3 separate regions of the Homo sapiens genome follow, and all the other regions are linked to region 1. Evidence: chromatin contacts called from ENCODE Hi-C or POLR2A ChIA-PET data. All regions are on one chromosome and are shown on one strand. Each heading gives the region's core, a stretch centred on a gene start or an enhancer-like site at or near the end of the contact. The rest is flanking DNA. Distances are from core to core; before and after follow the strand shown. Region 1 overlaps DELEC1 (deleted in esophageal cancer 1). Region 2 has its middle 60 kb from the start of TNFSF8. Region 3 has its middle 29 kb from the start of TNFSF8.

Region 1 (4,386 bases), core at 982-3,481:
AGAACTTAGTTACATGTCTACACTCAGCTGCATTAAAGGTTGGGAAATACAGTCTTTGCTCTGGATGGTCAAGAGCCCATATAAAAAATCAGGCTTTGTGGTTTTCTGCTAGAACTGAAGGATGGATATTGAGGCAAGTTATCAGTAAGTATTTTCATATTAAAGAGATCACTTTAATAACTCTGTGGAAGATGGACAAAGATATAGGGAAGACACTGAAGATATGAGACTGAGGCTGGTGATAACCATGAGGCTGGGGAATGCTTTCCCTTTCAAATGACCTAGGCTTTGCCCAATTAAGGAAATTACTGTCTTAGAGTTACTTCTTTTCTATTGAGTCAGAGGTAGATATATGTCTCCTTCAGCAAATGAGTCATACCCAAGGTTGGGTAAACTTGTTTAGATATGCAGAGTGAACCACGATATGAACCTGGTTTGGACTGTATCCTTCACAGACTTAAAACTCTGCTCATCATTCTTGTGTCCTCAAATAGCCAGATCAGATTTTTTATTCTGATTTTCTATAGAGCTAAGATAGGTAAGAGGAAGTTTCTATCCATTTCATTCTGGTTAGCTGAGTTAACATGTTTTGTCTGTTAAATATTCATGGAATTAGGATAAGAACATGAGTTTTAGAACCAAGAAAAATGGGAATGAAAAACTCAGCTCTGGTACTAATCCCAGGTTGTCTGGTTTGTGAGTTAGTCCTGATCATCACCACACCATATGGCATCCTCTGGCTCTTGGTTTACTTTTCCCTCTTCCTTAAGCTGTTCATTTTCAAGTAACATGGGGAAAGTCACACCAGTCTTACTGAGTATCCCTAAAAAATGGAGGCAGAAGAATGGACTTGATGATAGAAAAATTTATTCTTGGGCACTAAGCGTGCTCAGCTGGCTATGTCTACCTCCATACCTCCCCTTTAATATTTTTCTCCTGGCCCAACAAGTATGTCCAGGGCCCTATAAAGGAAATAATCCAGCATATGTCTAATGTTGGCTCACCCAGTCCTCATCAGCTTTGAGCCATCTCACTTTGCTTCTAATATTCCTAAAGCCCCTCTTCTTCAGAGTCCCTACTCCTCTATTTTACTCAGTTTCTCTTGATTCTATATCATGGCTTCATTCTTCTCTACAGTGTTTCTAGGAATACGAAAGAGTAGGGATGTTGTCTGAAAACTCCAAGGTTGAGATATAACATACTGTTTAATAACAGAGATGCTGAAATCAAACTGGTATGAATTTACATCTTTCCCTTACTACTATTAATTCTGGACCTTAAGTAAGTTGTGTACCTTTTTCAAGTTTCCTCATCTGTAAGAAGGAGGACAATAATAATTCCTATCTTGTATGTTATTGTCAGAATTTAATGAGTTAACAAATATATGTAATATATATGTTTTATATATATATACACATTTTGGTTTAGTGTTTGGCATATAGTTAAGTACAAAATAAATATTAGCTATTGATATTAATTTTGGGGTTGGAGGTCAAGAAATAAGGCTGGAAAGTTGGGAGGCTCCATTGTGAAGAGTGACTTAATGATTAAGAAGCTGGATTTTGGGCAAGAAAAAAGAGGGGCTTTGGACAGGAGAGTGCATTCATTTTCTATTGCTGCCGCACAACATGAAACTTAGTGGTCTGAAACAACACAGACTCACAGTTCTGGAGATCAGATGTGTAACATGGTAGGCAGATTGCATTCCTCTGGTTTTGGGGAAGCCGTACCTTTCTCAGCTTCTAGAGGTTCTCCATATTCCCTGGCTGGTGGCCAAGCATATTCCGAATTCTGCTTCCGTTGCCACATCTTCGTGTCTGCCTGACTCTACTGTGTCTCTCTCACAAGAACTTTTGTCCCAGATAGTCCAGGACTATCTCCCCATCTCAAGATCCTTAATTTAATTACATTGGCAAAGTCCCTTTTGCCATGTAAAGTAACAAATTTGCAAGTTCTGGGGATTAGAATTTGGGCTTTGATGGAGGACATTTCAGCCTACCACAGAAAGTAACATGGCTGTCTGGGGATTTTCCAGGATAGCTTGTGAGATTAGAGTTAGGAAGGCCAGTTAAGATGCTGTTGTGAGAATGTGAGAATGCTGTTGTGAGAATGTTGTGGGGAATGTGAATGTAAGCATTAGGGGCAATCAGGACACTGGGGAGGAATGGCTGCTGAAGAACTAAAATCACCAAGACTTGGCTAATGAGATTAGGAGAAGGGCTTCTTTCTAGATTTCTAGCTGCAGGGACTTTCAGCTAGGGGATGGTGGTGTCAGCAGGAGCTGGCAAATACCAGGGGAGGTGACCGACACATTGACTAAGGCTTTCTGAGAAATCTTGCTTCCTGTAGCCTGCAGCCATTCGTTATAAAACACAGAGAGCAGTCTGGCCCAGAACAGAGTTTCCCACATTTCACTCATTCTTAACAACTTTTTCCAAACCTGTCTTTTTAATGTTTCAATTTCTGAATATTTTTCTTTAAATAGACTCCAGTAAAAGTAGCTTCATCCTAAACAATTAGTTTCACAAAACCACAACTCTGATATGCCTGGATATTTGGATGCACATACTATTCATACATACTCATTAAAATGGAAATGTATTTTTCCATGCACCAGCTAAAATTATTTCTCAAACCATCAGTGCTAAGCAAACCACATATATGCAAATGTCGGGGAAATGACAAAAACACAGACTGAGAGATTCAAACCTAGACTTGAGTGTATCACTTGAGTCCCTGGACTTTTATTTCCTCATATGTGAAATAAAGATAATGTCTAACTTATAATAACTTAGTTAGATAATTAGTGTATGGAAAATGCAAGGTGCCATATCTTATAACAGGAACCCAGCCTATTATATGCATTTATATTGTTGAATCTTGTGATGTTTTTTCCTTATATATTAAATAAGTCAGTCTTTTCATAAGACCTGTCAGTTAATTTTGATAAACACACTAGGGAATTCATCGTCTTTGCAGTCTAGGTGGCAAAGCAATTTTACTTACTGTTTTTTATTACCTCATGAGTCTTCTTTACTTCCAGGGTACTTCTTTACTTCCAGAGGAGGTATGGAGGTATGGAGGTAGACATAGCCAGCTGAGCACACTTAGTGACCAAGAATAAATTCTTCTATCGTCAAGTCCATTCTCCTGCCTCCACTTTTTAGGGATACTCAATAAGACTGATGTGACTTTCCCCATGTTACTTGAAAATGAACAGTTTAAGGAAGAGGGAAAAGTAAACCAAGAGCCAGAGGATCAAGTGACCACGAGGGGCTTAGGGAAGGCATTCATTCCTGTTGACTGTGCTAGGAGAACCCTGGGTCAGGAGATGCTGGACTCCTGGGGTAGAAAACCTAGTTCTTTTCAAAGATTTAAAGTAAAGTTTTGAGGTGGAAAGCCCTACTGTTTTCTGGACTATATTAGAATCATTCCTCTCCTCATGGCTGTGGATCATATTGCTTATAAAATACCAGCCTCGTGACCCATTTGAGAACATCACTGAAGGTCCACAAGATAGGAACAAATGGGTTTTAAAAAACACCCCAGGGTCTCTCCCTACTGAATCCCTACCCAGTCTAACAGAATTAGACTCAAAGCAGCATTTGCAGAAGATAGCCCTCTTTGCATGAGCTTTCCAATGATACATCTGGTTTTCCTTTTGAAAAAGGCCCTCAAACCTCATAAAACTGAAGTCCTTTGATTCAAACCACAAATTCCTTATAGCTAACCTCAGCAAAACTCCTTACACACTCTGAGTACTTAGTCCCTGTAACCCTTATTCCTCTTTTCTCTTCCATCTTCATTAAGTTAGTGGGAGCCAAGCTTACAAGGATAAATCTGATTGTTTTGTTCAATTCACTTCATATTAATAAAAATTATGGGTCATTTTTCTGCCTTAGACCTTTGCTTTAGAATAGCTACTATTTATTAAACTCTAACTATGGCCAAGTACATTACATAGCATCCCACTTAAACTTACAACAGGCTTACAAAGTAGGTGGTATTTTTCCAGTCTTTCCAATGAGGAAAGAGAAACAAGCAAACAAACAAAAGTTATTGTTTCATTGTCTTCCTGCTGCTAGATGATAGATCTAGTAATTCAAATCCAGTCGGTATAACTCCAAAGCCCTCACTTCTCAAGTTTGTCTCTCTATATAACAGATTCCTAAGAGTTAATTTTCAAATACGATTTGATATTTTAACAATTCCTCATTTGCCTCAGGCAATTGTTATCCTGATTATTGACTTCATGGTGATGACAATTATTGCTACTATGAATAACAGCTCTTATCCTCTAAGTGTTATACTGTGCATTTTATATACCTTGAATACAATAACTTCTTGAGGCAAGTATTATTATCTCCTTTTATAAATTTGTAAACT
Region 2 (4,642 bases), core at 801-3,300, 220 kb before region 1:
ACTCCACAGTATTGACCATGCATTTCTTTTACATTTATAAAAAGGCTAAGCATGAGAATGGATAAGTAAAATGTGAGGGTACACCTTACAGCAGTTAAGATGAATGAAGTATGTCTTTATATGCAGTAGTGAAGGTACATCTCCAAATCATTGCAAGGACTGAGAAGAGCATGTTGCAGGTGGGTTACTAATATTCAATATATGTTCAGTTTTGGGCATACAAAAGAGTAAAATAAGACTCCAGGTTTAAAAGGTCCAGTAGATAGTATTCCCTTTACTTGCCAGAGTTCAAAACCATCTCACTCCGGGGTCCTCTGGTCTAACTCTCTGTGTACTCTCTTAAAGGGCCCTTAATGTGGATTGAGGTGAAAAAAGGGCATCCCCTCCTATGATGGGATGAGGATGAGGAAAAGCAGAGCACCCCAGAAAATTCTTTCTTTTAAAAGAGAAAGCCAGGCTGGATGTGCTGGCTCACGCCTGTAATCCCGGCACTTTGGGAAGCTGAGGCGGGTGGGTCACTTGAGGTCAGGAGTTCAAGACCAGCCTGGCCAACATGGCAAAACCCTGTCTCTACTAAAAATACAAAAATTAGCCGGTACAGGTGGTGCAGGCACCTGTAGTCCCAGCTCCTCCGAGTCTGAGGCAAGGGAATCACTTGAACCCGGGAGGTGGAGGTTGCAGTGAGCCGAGATCACGCCACTGCACTCCAGACTGGGCAACAGAGGGAGACTCCGTCTCAAATAAATAAATAAATAAAGCCAAACATACATAGGCACGATGGTAGACTTAGTTGTCATCCATTTTGCCATGTGCTTGTCACTGTGTCTCAGGTCTCTTGTCTCTTTATTCTCTGGAAGAATTAATTGTAAGCCATTTCATAAAGCTTTTAGATGGGTGATGGGGTTATGTTGACCACTCATCCTCATGTCTACCACAGGATTTCTGTGCTTCAGAATATCCAGTATTTGATAGGTACTGCTTTGTAAGTGGTCTTTAGGGTTTTTTTTGGCACAAACTCCCAGGTGGTAGGAGATGTGAACATGGTTTTACACTTCATTAAGCCCCCAGGTAGGCAATGATCAGGCCCCACTATCATTCATCCAGAGCATGGGTCTCTGGTGCTTAGCCCTGCACTGGGCACTAAGACATTCACAAAGCCAGGCTTCCGGCTTTGGGGTTTTCATCAATGGTTTAAATTACCTTCCTAGTCAGCTCTCTGCAACTGTCCCTTATGAAAAAGCTAAGCCTCAGTCACAGGGTGACTCACCAGGATTACACCACGTATTTCCCCACTTTGAGGCCTTTGCTACCTATGTCCCTCTGCTTGTGGTGACCTTTCTTCCACCAATGAACACATACTCACCCCGAAGGCCAGAACGCCTTTGCTGATTCCCATTGCACCTCTCCCATCTTGACCATCAAATCCTTCCTCTGTGCACTGCTAACCCTTCTCCAAGGTTGCCAGGTATTGGATGTTGCTGGGCGCATGTCTGACTCTCCCAGTAGACTGGGAGTTCAGTGAGGGCAGAGGCCTTGGCTTTTTTCATTTACGTATTTTCTGAGATGCAGTGACTATCACATGCTGGAAGGGATGACACTTGAGTCCGCCATTGTGCCATGAGCATACTTGGCTCTTGGTACCTATAATTGCCGTTCCCCTGCTCCTTCTTGGGGTCCTCTCTTATCAAAGAGAGCTCAATTCATTTCTGGATCCTAGAGGGTTCTCAGGAAGAGTGACTATGTAGATGTGGTGGAAAGAGAACCAGCTAAAGAGGCCTGGGTTTGCCTCTCTCCTCTCTCAGCTTCCTGGGCATGAGCAAGCCACTTTTCCCTCTCTGGGCCTCAGTCTCTGCCTCTCAGTGGGGACTGCCACTCCCAGCTCTGAACATGTAAGAATCAGTTGCTGTTTACTGTGCTTCTTTCAAGTCAACCTCCCCTGTCTTTCTGTCTCTGTCTCTCTCTTTCCCCTCTGTCCTTCCTCTTAGGTGCATCATAAACCAAGAGTTTACAGTAAAAGCACAGGAAGAGCTGAGTGATGTGTTCTCTTCAGGAAAGTACCTGGTCCCCCAGGGAGCTGGGGGCGCCTCCAGAGCCCCTGCCTCCCGAGCTGTGGCTCCTGAGGACTTTCAGTGTAGACCTGGCAACCCAACCTTAGCCTTTGATGTGGCTCTGACAGTGCTCAATGCACAAGCAGCTCAAATTCAGAACCGTGGAAAGGCTTGTTGCTTTCTGTCACTGACCCTGGAGACTGATCAGAGGTTAGGGTGATGGGGGGACAGCCTGGGGGTCTCTCAGGGGAGTGGCACAGAGCATGAATCTTGATAATCACACACACATGATCCCCAGACTTCAGGTAGGACCAGCTTCTTCTTTCACTCAATCTCTCCTAAAGAGGAAACCAGACCTGCCCTTGTAATCTTTGTGCATCCTGAGAAGCCATGCGATGCCCAGAGGAAGTCCCTGAAGGGCCATCATATTGAACAATCAGCCCTTGAATCTTCAAGGGTGTCTGTGTTCTTATAAAAAACTGAGAAATCCTAAATTTGTTTGTTCACATCTTGTTTTTCTTGGTAGAAATGATGGAGGATTCTGAAGATGTGGTTTCAACTCATGGCTTTCATTCATTCATTCATTCATTTTCTTGGCAAACATTGGAGGACCTATGTTATGCAAGGCACTGTGCTGGGCATCAGGAATACAAAGGCTTTATATAGGTAGGTTGGTAGATAGACAGGGATAGATAGATAGATCAGTGGAGACGGAGATATGGATCTAGTTTTAGATCTATATCTATATCTTGCAAGGCTTAGAGTCTGGTAGTAGATGCAGGCATCATACAAATAGTGACACAAATAACTGTGGTAACTTGCCAGAGGGAAAATGATGGTGAGCCATGAACCTATAAAATGAAGGAATCCTGATTTATCCTGGGAATTAGGCAAGGTTTCCTGCATAGGGCCATTTGAGCTGAGTATCAATGGAAGGAGACCCCCAAACCTCCTGCTACCAACACTCATCAAACTAATTGTAATGTGGGTCCTGGAATTAGGCTGCTTGAGTTTCAGTGTCTCTACTAAAAAGTAAATAATTTTACAAAGTCATTGAGGACTTAGTCTCCCTCCTTTTACAAAGTCATCCAACCCCAACCCTAGAGTATATCCTTCAGCCTCAGGTCATAAGATGGGTGCTGCTCCTCCAGCCATCACAATTATTTTCCGGTGCAAAGAAGGGCAGGACCAAAAGCCAGAGGGGACATTTCGTTTCAGAGAAGTTAACCATGACCTCTACTCATTGAATATTACCTACAACTCACCGGGCAGAACTGGATCTTACAACTACTTCTATTTTCAAGGATGTTGGCGTGTGCACGTGCATGTTTTGTGTGCGTGTGTGTGTGTGTGTGTGTGCAGGGTTGGTAGGAGGAATTTTAAATCGAGTATTTTGCCTTTTTGAACCAAATCAGAGGAGACTGGGTGGAAACCAGCTCTGTCTGCCAAGGCTCTAGTTGACATTTATTTCCTTCATTTCCTTTTCATCACCTTTATCTTTTTCCTGCTCTTGGCAACACCGACTGAAATTACTTTTGGGAAATGAACGTGCTCCCAGATGGAAATTCCTGATGGTTTACCTTCTCAAACCCAAAGAATGAACCTTCAGGATTTTGAATCCTAAGCAGAAGAGACAAAGCTAGCAAAACAGTGGGAGTACATTCATTTCAAGGAATGGTCAGAATTATGCCTTCATTTTCTGCTTCTTAGAACCCTGGAACTGCTTGATTCCTGTTCTTTTCAGACGCAGACTCTGTGTTTTTTGTTTGTTTGTTTGTTTTTTTGTTTTTGTTTTTTTGGTTTTTTTTTTTTTGAGCTTTCTTTCAGATCCAAGGAGCTGAAGCCTCTGCTCCCTCTTCCTAGATGCCTCCAGTCAGAAGTACCTTCTTTACCCCTGAGCACCCAGCTCTTCACTCAAAGCTCAACCTGGTGCTCAGGTCGGTTGGCTTTTCCCTTTTCCGTGGTCGCCTATGAGTCTGTCCCCCCGTCCCACCCCCATCTAGTAGACTGTAAGATCCTTGAAAGCAGAGGCTGGGTCTAATTCATTTTAAAGTCTCTAGCAACTAGTATGGTGATTAGCACATGTGGTTTCTAAATACATGTTTATTGTTGTTGGTTTTGGCAGGCCCAGCAGGGTGCTGGCACTATTATAAGACAGAAAAGCAGAAGCGGGTCTTGGCCGTGGAGGGGCTCCTGACCATGTCTCTAGACCTCTTAGAATCCTACTAGCTGATGGAGTTAGTGACTTCTTATTTTTCAGGAAGTTTTGACTCCTGGAGCCACCTTTCCCTCTATATTACAACAAATGCTGCTGCTGCGTTCTTCTTCTTCTTCTTCCTCCTCCTCCTCCTCCCCCCCTTCCTCCTCTTCTCCTCTCCTCTTCTTCCTCTGCCTCTTCTTTTTTATTTTCTCTCTTTTTTTTTTTTTGAGATGGAGTTTCACTCTTGTTGCCCAGGCTGGAGTGCAATGATGTGATCTCGGCTCACTGCGACTTCCATCCGCCTCCCAGGTTCAAGTGATTCTCCTGCCTCAGCCTCCTGAGTAGCTGGGATTACAGGGATGTGCCACTATGCCCAGCTAATTTTGTATTTTTA
Region 3 (4,854 bases), core at 411-2,910, 250 kb before region 1:
GAAAAGGGTACACATGTAGGAAATAAGATGCTATGAACCGACGAGAGCTTTTGAGAAAGGAAGAGTGGGACTGCAGAAAGTTTAGAGAAGAAAAATCAATAGGACTTTGGTTCTGATTTAATATAGGAGGTTAAAGGTGATTCTCAAAAACGCTTCCATCCAGGCATGGTGGCTGACACCTGTACTCCCAGCTCTTTGGGAGGCCAAGGTGGGCAGATTGCCTGAGCCCAGGAGTTAGAGACCAGCCTGGGCAACATGGTGAAATCCTATCTCTACAAAAAATACTGGTTAAGGACATGGTGGCAGGTGCCTGCAGTCCCAGCTACTTGGGAGGCTGAGGTGGCAAAGTCACTTGAGCCTGGGGAGGTGGAGGCTGCAGTGAGCAGTGATCACACCACTGCACTCCAGCCTGGACAGCAGAGTGAAACCCCATCTCAAAAGCAAAATAGAACAAAACATGATGGTTGTCTTAGCAGAAAGAAAGAATATGAAAGATTTTGGGGGGATGGGGAAGAATAGATAATGGTTTTCATTTGTCATACTTGAGGCAATAAAGGAACGTCCAAGTGGAAATGTTTAGCAGGCAGTTGGCTATATTAGAGGTGGGAAATGAAAACAGGTTAGAGAGTTGTTCTCGCAGAGTAATTCAAGAAGAGAATGACATGAAGAAAGATGATTACTTGCTTAAGGTCATAAAACTGATAATTGGCAGGGCCCACACTGGAAGTCAGATCTGGCTAAACTCATGCCTCATGTTCAACCACAATAGTGTTCTGACTCTACAACTTTGTTGAGATGCAGCCAGAAGAACAGAGACTTAGCACTGGCCTTGGGGAATACTCACATTTAACAAGGCAAATGACTTCTTAAGAATGAAGGTGCAAAATGCAATCGAAAGCTAATGAGGTATGAGGGGAGAATACTGATGCTCCAAGAATGCCCTAAAATCTGGACAGGAGGGTAGGAACTGGTACCTTGGGCCAGGCAGCTTGGCTAGGCCCATTTGGCTTTAGCGAGGGCTGAAGTCTCCCACAGGCGCCTCCTGCTTTCACTCTGAGGACTTCTCCAAGACCATCAGTTGCACTTTCTTTTCATACACTTTCCATTCTGCCCACTGCTATGGTTCAAGCCAGAGAAAACTGTGGCCAAGTAGCAATTCTGAGAACATAAGCACGGCTGACATCCTGCCTGGTTTCTTCCACTCTTGCTCAGCCCAGAGCAGCCTGAGAGAATTTTGGTGAAGTGGTGTTTGGGGATTTTCAGAAGTGCCCTTGCAGGGAAGGGCTCCTGGGCTCTTCTCTGCCCTAGACCCCCTCCCTGTCGCATGCCTTCGGGTTCATGGCATGGGCTGGGGGAGGAAGAGGAAGCAGATGCCATGAGAGTGGGGGCGTGGGCATGTAGGTTGTGAAACAATATGAGAAACCTCCAGAGCCAGCAAAGAAAGTTTTATTTTTGGAATTTGGAATTCAAAGTTTTTCACACTCAACATTTCTGTGACTAGCAGGTGAGATAAAAATCTATGTCATTCCACTGGTTTTCACCTTTGTTTTAAATTATCTGATTTTAAACAGAAATTATTATCAGTCTGATATTGTTTCCTTTTCTAAAATGTGGTTTAATTTCGTAAAGAGCCGAGTAGGACGGCAGAGCTGAATCATAGGAAATGTCAGCATGCAAGCTCTACACCCATGATTACAAAACGGTGTTCTAGTAACCTTGGTGCTCTCCTTGAAAAAGCGTTCCTTAATCCTAGGTTTTTGTTTTCAACTAGGCAAATTTTCTCTTTGTTTGTTCTACCATATGATGTCTTTAATTTCATGCGAGAGAACTAATCATGGATCCTGAGTTTGAATCCTACTTTCTCCTCTTCCTTCCTGGGTAACAGTGGGACAGTTACATAACCTCTGAGCCTTAGTTGTCTCCCTATAAATGCAAATAAGAAGATGGACGACACACACACACACACACACACACACACACACACAGACACACACACACAACTGGCACTTAGTAGGTGCTGAAATCTTCTTACTTCCTATCATTGAACAAGATTGGATAATTTTTTTTTTCTTTTGGCGGTCACTGACTCACCAAAGAAAAAAGAAAAAATATCAATTTACTGTATGTTGTTAAATCAGGAGAGACAATTGTGGGTGTTTGTGTTTTGGATCTTATTTTTAGACATTACAAAAATGTTCCATGCACTGGATTTTGAAATTAAGAATGAGGAAACATTATTTATATCTGAATCATAAATTACAACAAACGAAAATATTACACGTATGATTTCAGTTCTATATTACAGGTATTTAAAGGGAAGGGAGAGAGGGAAAAGGAAGGGAAGGAAAAAAGGGGAGGTAGCAAACATACAAAATTGGCAGAGATATGAAAGACATGGCAAAGGTAAGAGACAGTGGATGTAGGTGCCATTGTTTGCAGATAAATATTTTTGGTTTTCCCCTAATTAATACTTGATCTATGGGTGCTAGAGTTATGTATTTGCTGCTGTAACTTCTCTTTGAAACCCATCTATTCATCCATTCATTTATCTGCCCCCCTTTCATTACTGTTTGATTTAATAAACAACTACTCAATATATCCTTTGTGTTTGGCCCTTTCCTAGGTGCTAGCAAGGCAAGAAATCAAGCCAACCTTGCTTTCCCAGAGCTCATAGTCTTGCAGGAGAGACAGACAAGTAAACAAATAGCAGCAGAGAATAATAAGTGACTGACTTGGATTTGGGGTGGTGGAAAGTCTTCATAGAGGAGGCAATTCTATGCTAAGACAGTGTGGTGGGTAGTTAAGAGCACGGATGTTACAGGCAGATAGATATGGGTTTAATCCTGATTTACTAGTTGTGTGGCCTTGGTCAAGCTGTTTAACCTGAGTCCTCACTTCGTATTTAAAAGGAGGATAAAACACAGAAACATAAAGTTTAGGCAAATTGTGAATAATACACATAAAAGCTTTGTATGTTGCTAGGCACATGATAGACCCTAAAATTGAAACCATGATTTTCATTTCAAGGTACGGGATCTTTAGTTTATTAGAGTCTTAGAGGCACTCTGGGAAAGTTGGATGGGGTTGAGAGAACGTGTCTCTGTGGAAAAAAATGGGTTATGTACTATTACTGACTTTTCAACATTTCTGTTGAAACTTTTTGAAAACTTTTCTGAATCACAGTAGCTTAAGTATCAATGTTGAAACTTTGCTTTGGGGTGCATTCCCCTCTGTATTTCCTAAGGTTGGAAGAAATCAAACCAAGGGTGGGCGATTGACTATCTTTATCGTAGATTACCTCTTGGTTAAAAGACCCTAAAGCATTAACTCCTGAGATTAACTCTAAAGCATTAACTTCCAAAGCTCTTTGGAAGGCCATCAGCAACACCTGCAGTGCAAAGCTGTTGTCAAGCCTGTAATTATGAGTAGCACCAAGGGTACCAAATGGTGACGATATTCTAGATCTGGTTTCACTCTCTTAGCACAGACACTCATATACAGGATGTAGAGAAAGCAAGTAAAACCCTAAGATTAAAATAGAAATGGAAAGTAATCATTTTTTAACAAAGACCACTCTGAAGTTAGCTGTTTCTTCCACAGGAATAACATTAATCACTAGGGGATAGAAGTGTAATTCATATCAACTCATTGGCTCTCCAGTTTATAGTTGTTTCTTCTCATGTAATGGCCCCTGTAACGCAGTGGCCAGATTTCCTCGTTGTCCTTGTGCCCATGGCCACAGTTGATTCTAAGGCAGTTGTTCTCAAACAGGAGTGTGCATCAGAATCTCCTTGTTACAATAGAGTTCTGGATCCCATCACCAGTGTGTCTGACGCAGCAGGTCTAGGGTGGAGCTTGAGAAGTTTCATTTCAATAAGTTCCCAGGTAATGCTGATGCTGCTTATCTAGGGAGTGAGCCTTGAGAACCACTGACCTAGGAGAAGGTAACTGAGCTCTCTGTGTTCTTCCAGTGCACCCACCACCTTCCATCCTCATTCCAACCCCACTTTTCACATGTTTTCCAGGTATATTTTCCATTGGTTACAAATACAATAATTTTAATAAGTACTGGAGGGGAGCTTGTCTACAGCCTGGAGAAGAAAGGGAATCAAAGTGTGAGGGGAACATCAAGGTGTTCTCTAACATCAGAAATCTGTGTGTCAAAACAAGAATAGGAGGTAGATCTTTTCAACCTGCCAATTTTCCCTCCCTCAAAGGAAGACATTTTTAACAATTTTTAAATGTCTGAAAATAGGCAGCTTTTGGTTAAAGATGATATATTAAACAAATTCATTTATCCTTGCACCTTCTTAAATAACAACACAATGCTAGCAGCTAAACTTTTGGCATAGTGTGCAGCATAAACCCTCAAGGACAAAAAGAAGGGTAGAAGGGATGATAAGAATATTGAAAATAAGAAAGCAGATAGGCAACTGTTCCAACTGGCTTCTGTAGACCTGGGAATTCTGAGCTGTAAGCAGCAGAAGCTGGAGAGCGAGGGGATTTGCACACCAGAGCCCCAGAAAAGTTCTGGATTCTGGAACTTCTGAATGAGGTAAAATTGGGCCTAAAAGGAGGAGTGACTGAGAATCTGTATAAAGAGCAAGAGAACTTCTAGGTCCACCCTACCCACTACATCAGGTGATGTCTTCTCCTTTGCCCTGGCATGTAGCTGGAGGTTTACTCTCAGAAGGCAGTGAATCAGAAGAGCTCTGGACTGGTGGACACCAGGCACAGTTGGAAGAAGGGGTACTTTATAGAAAATGGTTGGGGGATTAAATGAAAGTCAACTTATGGAAACTTTACACTTTAGTCTTCTTCCCAACTTGAGCTCCCAGAATGTTGGCCTCCAAG

Evidence for each region. Hi-C counts contacts between places; a loop is a spot of excess contacts on that map. ChIA-PET counts read pairs that join two places held with the same protein, here RNA polymerase II (POLR2A). Pooled maps may share reads with other maps.
Region 2: a pooled map shows a loop between it and region 1 (16-fold over the local background). The contact joins two enhancer-like sites. A Hi-C loop is called at or near these places in 2 of 37 single-sample maps with no recorded cell type and 9 of 50 pooled maps. POLR2A ChIA-PET finds 5 or more read pairs at or near these places in 1 of 52 experiments (activated CD4-positive, alpha-beta T cell).
Region 3: a pooled map shows a loop between it and region 1 (11-fold over the local background). The contact joins two enhancer-like sites. A Hi-C loop is called at or near these places in 1 of 168 maps with a recorded cell type or tissue (Caco-2), 1 of 37 single-sample maps with no recorded cell type and 6 of 50 pooled maps. POLR2A ChIA-PET finds 5 or more read pairs at or near these places in 1 of 52 experiments (activated T-cell).

What each region holds. Positions count from the first base shown.
Region 1 is chr9:115,204,995-115,209,380 of GRCh38, forward strand. The region is part of intron 1 of DELEC1 (deleted in esophageal cancer 1); the gene reads left to right. Among named protein-coding and RNA genes, the nearest start is that of DELEC1, 65 kb to the left of the region's middle. Within about 2 kb of position 2,232, at least 2 of the 41 ENCODE cell types and tissues checked have a DNase peak (open chromatin) inside an H3K27ac peak, as active enhancers do.
Region 2 is chr9:114,987,886-114,992,527 of GRCh38, forward strand. No RefSeq gene overlaps it. Among named protein-coding and RNA genes, the nearest start is that of TNFSF8, 60 kb to the left of the region's middle. Within about 2 kb of position 2,051, at least 2 of the 41 ENCODE cell types and tissues checked have a DNase peak (open chromatin) inside an H3K27ac peak, as active enhancers do.
Region 3 is chr9:114,957,016-114,961,869 of GRCh38, forward strand. No RefSeq gene overlaps it. Among named protein-coding and RNA genes, the nearest start is that of TNFSF8, 29 kb to the left of the region's middle. Within about 2 kb of position 1,661, at least 12 of the 41 ENCODE cell types and tissues checked have a DNase peak (open chromatin) inside an H3K27ac peak, as active enhancers do.